2 separate regions of the Homo sapiens genome follow, and region 2 is linked to region 1. Evidence: chromatin contacts called from ENCODE Hi-C data. All regions are on one chromosome and are shown on one strand. Each heading gives the region's core, a stretch centred on a gene start or an enhancer-like site at or near the end of the contact. The rest is flanking DNA. Distances are from core to core; before and after follow the strand shown. Region 1 holds the start of TMEM11-DT (TMEM11 divergent transcript). Region 2 holds the start of WSB1 (WD repeat and SOCS box containing 1).

Region 1 (3,663 bases), core at 1,063-3,562:
GGAGGGATGCCCAGAAGTCAGCTCGCTAGCCCCACAGCGGGTTATGTTTCCATCCCCTGCTCAGCATGGGAAGAGCTTAGGGAAGCTGGGCTCGGGGAAATGACTCTTCCAACAGAACCTGGCTAGGGGTTTACAGCAAGAGCAAACAGACAGGTAGTCTCCACCCATACCACGTTATCTAGGAGAGTAGATGGTGACATCCAAACTACAAAACCAAATGCCACATTCCTGCTGACACACAACATCTGCGTGTGTGAGTAGAGCCTTCAGTTCCAGGCCAAAGGTGCAACCTGAACACCTACAGAGACCAAGCAGGCAAATGCATTGAGTCAAGCTGACAGGTGATTTGAGTCAAGCTGTCAGGTGATTTGAGTCAAGCTGTCAGGTGAGGAACCAAGAACTGGAACCAAGCACTTGTCCCGACCAAAAAGAGTCAGCCACTACCCAGCTTTTCAGGGAGCGTTTTATATGAAATCTGCTGGCAACTAATTTAAATTCTCTTAAAAACTGTTGAGGTTCAACAGTCAAGGACTGGATCCAGCCTATGCACTGCTAATTTGCAGATCCATTTTGAATAAACAGTTGTCTCAAGCCAAAACAAAAACAATTCTCAGCATCTATTTTCTTAGATCAATAAAAGCTTAACCTGTGCTGGCAAGGCTCCTGTTCCCTGCCTGAGGCATCCCTATTCGGCTCTTTTCAGATGCTTTTAGTCCAACAAGAGGGCGTATGTTTCTAATACTTTGTTTTCTAAACAGGTTATTTCGTATTACTGTTTGCATTGAATATCTTGAAAATGTTTGCTAGTTTTTAAGAGCATCTGAAAACCATTGAGGTAACTTATTTAAATGGTCCAATCTAATACCAGGCGGGAGTTAGAAAAACAAAAGTGTGTTTACCACTGCTTTTCCAAGGAAGAGGAAATGCAGAATGGGCAACGCTGGATAACTGGGCTAAAGAATAAAGTGCAAGCAAGCTAAAGGATTCTATCACAACTGCCAAACAGGAAGAATCTTCCCAGCTGGGAAAGCCATCTGCAAGCAATAGCAATGAACACGGGATGGAATCAGTCACAGAAAAGGAATAATGCAGAGTAGTTGAGAGGAAGATAACTTTTCTGTTAGACAATCCTCACCAAAAAGACGGGGAGGGGGAGAACCAGCAAAACAAAAACTTTTCCTTTTTTGCTGACCGCTGCTATAACAATCAAGCTTTAGCGGACAGTTAATCCAGGTGGCTCCACCAATACATCTTCTCCCAAATTTCTAGTGGCTGAACAGCTTCTAGTGGTTTCCACTAGCTGAAACTGCTTCCCAGATGCAAAAACTGCAACTTGAACATGAAACACGGAAACTACTCCAATCTCATCTTCTAGAAATCAGTTATTCAAATGGAGGTCCCTGTTGGAAGAAACACGCTCCTAGCTCCCTGCCCACACACCATTCATTAGGAAAGGTCACTTTAAAGGACTTCTACGGCAGGAGCGCTTGCACAGAACCATCCAAAAGTCTTCAGAATCTTCCCTCGAGGAAGTGGCCGGCTCTGGGCTCGGAAGAGACACATCTGGCGGGAGCTAAAGCTCCCTAGTAAACGTGCAGATCAAACTACCCCTGCCGCGGCCGGCCTGCTCTGTGAAGGCTTCCCCTTCTTTCTCTCTCCGGGGGCCCTGCCTTCCTCTACACGTCTGGGGCCGCGGCCGAGATGGCCACGCGCGTGCCCAGGCGGGAAGGGTGCTTCAGCAGCCGATCGGCCCGCGGGCAGCTAGGCGGGTCCCTGAGGCCTGCGCTGGGCGCCAGTTCCTTTCAGCACGGCCCGGCCTCGGGCCCCGCCCCGCATGGCCGCTGCCTACCTTACTCAGCCCGGCTAACGCCCCTTCCCCTAAGCTCTCCGCCGAGGCCTTCGACCTCGCTCCCACCCGGATCCCGGATCCTCCGGAACTGGAACCCAGTATGCCCGGCGAGGGTAGGGGGAGCGCGGGGAAACCAGGGAAGGAAGGCTGCTGCAGCCCTCGGAGGCCGCGCTGGGCTCTCCGGCCGCTGAGCCGCCTGCACTGGGGGCAACAAGCCCTTGGATCTCACCTCTCTCGGGCGCTGCCGCCACTGCTGCCCGGGCCAAGACGCCTCCTTCCCCAAGCGGCCATCTTGGAGACACTCTGCTTGCCAACGTCTCGCGCCAAGGCGGCATCGGGAGAGCAGGCGGGCCGACGGGAAGTGTAGTCCGGCCTGCGGTCCGGGGCCGCTCGGCAGGCGGAAGCCAGACCCGGCGGAACTACCGTGCCCACAAGGCAGCGCGCCGGAAGCCCCGCCCCCGGGGTCGCCGGGGCCCGTAGTCCTTCTGCGAGGGCGCGAGGACTCCAGGAGCCGTCCTGGTTCGAGCATTTCTGAAGAAACTGAGTTCCCGGCGTTCGCAGCCTGGGAGTCACAGGCGCCCACCCACCGGTAGGTCCTTGAGTTTCGAGAGCCAGTAGCTGAAGGAGAGAGGAGAGGCAAGTGCCTACAACTCCCAGAGCACTGCGCGGAGGCGCCCGGCCGCGCTGTCCTGGCCGCCAGGCTGCCTCTCCCGCTGGGGGCCGCCGCGCTGTCTGCGGGCTACTAGCGCCGGGCCCCTCCGCGTCGCCACGCCTGCCCTTCACAGCCTTGGCCCATAAGGTCACCGAGGGGCGGGAGGCGCCGCCCGGGCCCTCCTTGGAGGCGGGCGCTGCTCCCGCACCATCCTCCCCCAGTTCTCTTAGACTCCGGGGTACTTTGGAGGCCGAGACAGACACGCTGTCCCTGCTGCCACGGAGGTCCCTGCTTGCAGGTGCAGGCTGTTAGAGGAGAGGGTCTGAAAACAAGAAAGGGGAATAGCTGTATGATAACTGCTTGAAGGCGAGAGGGCCCAGCGACAGCTCTGTTTTAGACAGGGCCTCCAGGCCTCTTAGACTCAGTCCCTGCCACGCACCCACTCCTGCCCTGGCCGCTGCGACGGCATAATCTCGGGATCTTTGAAGGCAGATGCGGGGCTAAACCATCCCACCTGACGGGAACCCTGCCACAGGACCCGACATATCCCTGTCTGGACACTGCTGTAACGAGTCAAAGTCAGGAAGGACTAACTGGAGCCCAGAGATTCCCAGGTGCTGCTGCCTCAGACCTGTGGACTCTTTGGAGGATCTCTTACAGTTTGTGAACTTCTCAGTTCCTCTACTGCTCCCACAGACAACGTTGCTAAACATATTAATTGGTCCCATAAATACTTGAGCAAAACAAATGCGAAAATCTGTCCCGAATTCAGCCTAGAAGAAGCCCAGCCCTGCGCGTCACACTTCTGTGTAGTGGAACCCCCCTTCCCACCCCGCCGCAGGCCACAGCAGGAGGGCCAGCAGACGGAAAGGCGACCCTCTCCTTGTTGAGGATTCCTTTCGATTTCCTTCCAGCTGACATTCTACCACAGTTTTAGCTGCTTGCAATCCTCTCACCGTCCCTCATCACCTACAGTGTGTGATTCAAATTCCTTAGCACAATCAAGAAGCCCCTCCTTAGTTTGGAAGTTGCCTAGCTCTCCAAATTCAACTGCCTACCTTTCCCGTCTGGAACTTGCCAGGCTAGTAAATTCAGAGGGTTTGCAGATACGTAGATGTTCTATGCTTTACCTAAAATGCTTTTACCTCCCAGCCAACTTTTT
Region 2 (3,635 bases), core at 173-2,672, 6.1 Mb after region 1:
CCGGGAGGCAGAGGTTGCAGTGAGCCGAGTTGGCGCCACTGCACTCTGCTCTGGGAGACAGAGCAAGACTCCGTCTCAAAAAAAAAAATAAATAAATAACCAAAAAAAAAAAAAAGGAGGGGCGATGTTTTATTAAACATTTCGCTATTTGAAGAATTAATACACTCATGCAAAGAAAAGATGAAGTAAACATGCCCTACAGTGTTATCATTTGAGATCTCTTAAAAGCGGCTATGCAGCCGGGCGTGGTGGCTCACGTTGTAATCCCAGCACTTTGGGAGGCTGAGGCGGGCGGATCACTCGAGGCCAGGAGTTCGAGACTAGCCTGGCCAACAGGGTGAAACGCCCTCTGTACTAAAAATACAAAAATTACCCGGGCTTGGTGTCACATGCCTGTACAAATCCCAGCTACTGGGGAGGCTGAGGCAGGAGAATTGCCTGAACCCGGGAAACGGAGGTTGCAGTGAGCCAAGATCACGCCATTGCACCCCAGCCTGGGAGAAGCGAGACTCCGTCTCAAAAAAAAAAAAAAAAAAAAAAAAAAAAGCGGCTATGCAACACTCTACTCTGTCCCATGAATATCTGCCACATATTTGAATTCCCAGTCTTATACGCCCCAGGCCTTTGCAATGTTTAGGGTCCACACGAGAAGCCATTAAAATGCAAATACGTCATCTGTGACCGGGAACCAAGCTGGCATCTAGCAGATACTGACACATTTATCAGTCTGATGTGTGGACAACTAGGTGCCTCCCAGAGGCCTTCAGGTAAGGTGGAGGAAGGGCCAATTCTGAGCTGACACAGTGGGATCCATCTTGGCCAGGACAGTGGGATCCATCTTGGCCAGGACAAAGGCAGTCCAGAGAGGCCCCGCGGCGCGGTGCGGCGCGATCACGCCCGAGTCTCCTTCTCGTTCCCCTCGGCCCTTCCTAAAACCTGCTGGCTCAGGTCTGAACAATCGCAGCTGGACAGGTGGTGCACAACGATGTTAATTTTCATCCTGTCTTTTTCATCAGTGCATCCTTCAGTTCCCTATTACTTGTGGGCTGGGGAGTTGGCCAAATTGAGTGAAAACCTGAAATGTCTTTTTGTTCTTTTGGTTCAGCCAGTTTAAGTTCCATGCAATCTTTAAGCTAGGAGGCTAATAATAATACAATTCTCTGCTTGCCCTTTTCAAAGCCACTTCAGCTTATAAACTCCATATTAGACCATCCAGGCCCAGAAGACGCCACCGGCCTACAGGCAGAGTCAGCGGAACCAGCCTGGGCTGGATCTCCCCCTGCGAGGCCCCCAGGCAACGCCCGCGCCGGGCCGGGGAGATCACGTCCCGTGCGTCGGGAGGCGGGGGCCTCGGGCTGTGACGTCACGTGGCCGCGCCCCTGCCGCCCAGATATCTCCGGCGCCGCCCGCCATTTTGACTCCAGTGTCTCGTTTGCAGTCGGCGCTTTAGGGGAACTGTCTTCCTCCGCAGGCGCGAGGCTGGGTACAGGGTCTATTGTCTGTGGTTGACTCCGTACTTTGGTCTGAGGCCTTCGGGAGCTTTCCCGAGGCAGTTAGCAGAAGCCGCAGCGGCCGCCCCCGCCCGTCTCCTCTGTCCCTGGGCCCGGGAGGGACCAACTTGGCGTCACGCCCCTCAGCGGTCGCCACTCTCTTCTCTGTTGTTGGGTCCGCATCGTATTCCCGGAATCAGACGGTGCCCCATAGATGGCCAGCTTTCCCCCGAGGGTCAACGAGAAAGAGATCGGTGAGGATTGGGACCGTGGGTGGGCGCATGAGGGCCGAGGAGAGGCAGGGACTCCCCGGAGGAGGTTTGGGAGGAAGCGACTCCAAGTCTGAGGGAAGAGCTCCAGTGCGCCAGGGCCAGCCCACTAGCGAGGAGGAGGAAGCCGCCTCGGTGGGAGTTGGCTGAGGGGTAAACGGCACCGACGTGGATGCAGCACCTACTGTGCTCCCTCGCGGTTGCTGTGTGGCTGGGGCGGGCAAGGACCCCGGTTTCTTCGTCGGAGGTCCGCGCAGGGCTCTTGTCCTGGGAGTTCTTGGCTCAGGGCATGACTGTCGAGTGGACAGGGAAGGGCCACTCAGGGACTTTAGGTTTACAATGGGGAAAAGTAAACTTGTGGGTTGTAAGCGGTAATGAAAGGAGGGGGTCCTCGTGTGTACCAACCACTCTTAGATAGAAATGAGATGGAAGAGGTCCCAACAGCCTGGCAAAAGCAATACAGTATTTTTAAAATGGTGTGGCCTTAAGAAACGCAGCGGTTCGGGGGAGGAGACTTTTAGAATTATCTTTCAAACACTTAAGGGAGGAGCTGGGTGGTTGGGTGGAGTGACAGAAGGAAAGCTTTTGTGCGGAAGAGGAAACTCTGGAAAAGGCTTTTCTGGCTTAGTGTCTAGCCCTGGTCGGCTTAGTAAAGGGCAATTAGTGTTGAAGGTTGTGCGTCCACACCTACTTAGTGGCTCAGTGGAAAGCACGTCGCATTATTTAAATCCTCTTTTAAAGTAAAATAACTGGAACAACGTTTGACGGTGTTGGGGGGTGCTGTACATTGGCTGATAACACTTAGCAAACACTGATCTTACTGTGTGAAGTAATAATTAGCTGCGGCCGCTGAGCAGAGAGCATTTACATTTTCCTACTCTTGAAGTGAATGTGTGCCTTTACTAAGTACAAGGAGGAGTTATTTCTAGAGAAGGGAAGAGGCTGAAGTAGCCAAAACGCGCACTATTTTGTATGTGGGTGAATTTTTATATCTAGAAACAGCTGTTTTAGAATTCTGGACTTTTGTTGTCTTAGGGATGATTGATTAGGAAGGGACTTTAACCCTGGTTTTAATAACCATTTTTAAAGATACAAACACAGAAAAAAAAGGGAAAAAATTGTAGCAGAGTTCACACAGAAAAAAGAAAAAAAAAGATGCAAAGAACACAGAATTTGTGTCCAGTTATTATTTTAACTGTATTTTAAGACTAGAAAGTATGTCGCGAAGTGGGACAAAGAACTCAAAAGTTCTTATCAGTCCAGTGGGTTTTTCTTTTACTTTAGTACACCATAATGTTATAGACGAGTGATCTGCCTTTTTTTTAAATCTGTATTTTACTTCATCCTGATAAACCATTTTGAAAACTTTGCGGTCCTGTTTTCTCTCTCTCTTTTTTTTTTTTGAGATGGAGTTTTTGCTCTTGTTGCCCAGGCTGGAGTGCAATGGCACGATCTCGGCTCACTGCAACCTCCGGCTCCCGGTTTCAAGCGATTCTCCTCCCTCAGCCTCCTGAGTAGGTGGGATTACAGGCATGCACACGCCCGGCTAATTTTTGTGTTTTTAGTAGAGATGGGGTTTCTCCATGTTGGTCAGGCTGGTCTCGAACTCCCGACCTCAGGTGATCGCCCACCTCTGCCTCCCAAAGTGCTAGGATTACGGGCGTGAGCCACCCCGCCCAGATTTCCGGTTTTGTTTTCTAAGAGATGGATAGAGATGGATAGCATACCTACATAAAGTAGAACCATCCACTAAGTGTTCCCCCACTAGCCCCCTGATTTCTCTTTTCTTTTCTTTCTTTTTTTTTTTCATATTTAGGTCTCAGTGTTATTTCCTGGATACGTTATAAAAACTTACTAGCTAAGTGCCAGATATCTA

Evidence for each region. A loop is a pair of places that touch in the nucleus more often than their neighbours do. Pooled maps may share reads with other maps.
Region 2: a pooled map shows a loop between it and region 1 (7-fold over the local background). The contact joins the promoter of WSB1 here to the promoter of TMEM11-DT in region 1. A Hi-C loop is called at or near these places in 7 of 50 pooled maps.

Annotation. Positions count from the first base shown.
Region 1 is chr17:21,212,013-21,215,675 of GRCh38, forward strand. TMEM11-DT (TMEM11 divergent transcript) reads left to right here and starts at 2,313. Exons shown (of 2, transcript NR_184102.1): 1 at 2,313-2,438. It overlaps TMEM11 (transmembrane protein 11), which reads right to left and starts at 2,149. Exons shown (of 2, transcript NM_003876.3): 1 at 2,079-2,149. The coding sequence starts at 2,140. RefSeq lists enhancers at 2,051-2,150, 2,921-3,130 and silencers at 2,231-2,370, 2,491-2,760.
Region 2 is chr17:27,292,692-27,296,326 of GRCh38, forward strand. It overlaps WSB1 (WD repeat and SOCS box containing 1), which reads left to right and starts at 1,423. Exons shown (of 9, transcript NM_015626.10): 1 at 1,423-1,744. The coding sequence starts at 1,705. It overlaps MIR4522 (microRNA 4522), which reads right to left and starts at 1,305; the gene lies at 1,219-1,305. RefSeq lists enhancers at 1,152-1,201, 1,572-1,631, 1,642-1,701 and a silencer at 1,242-1,451.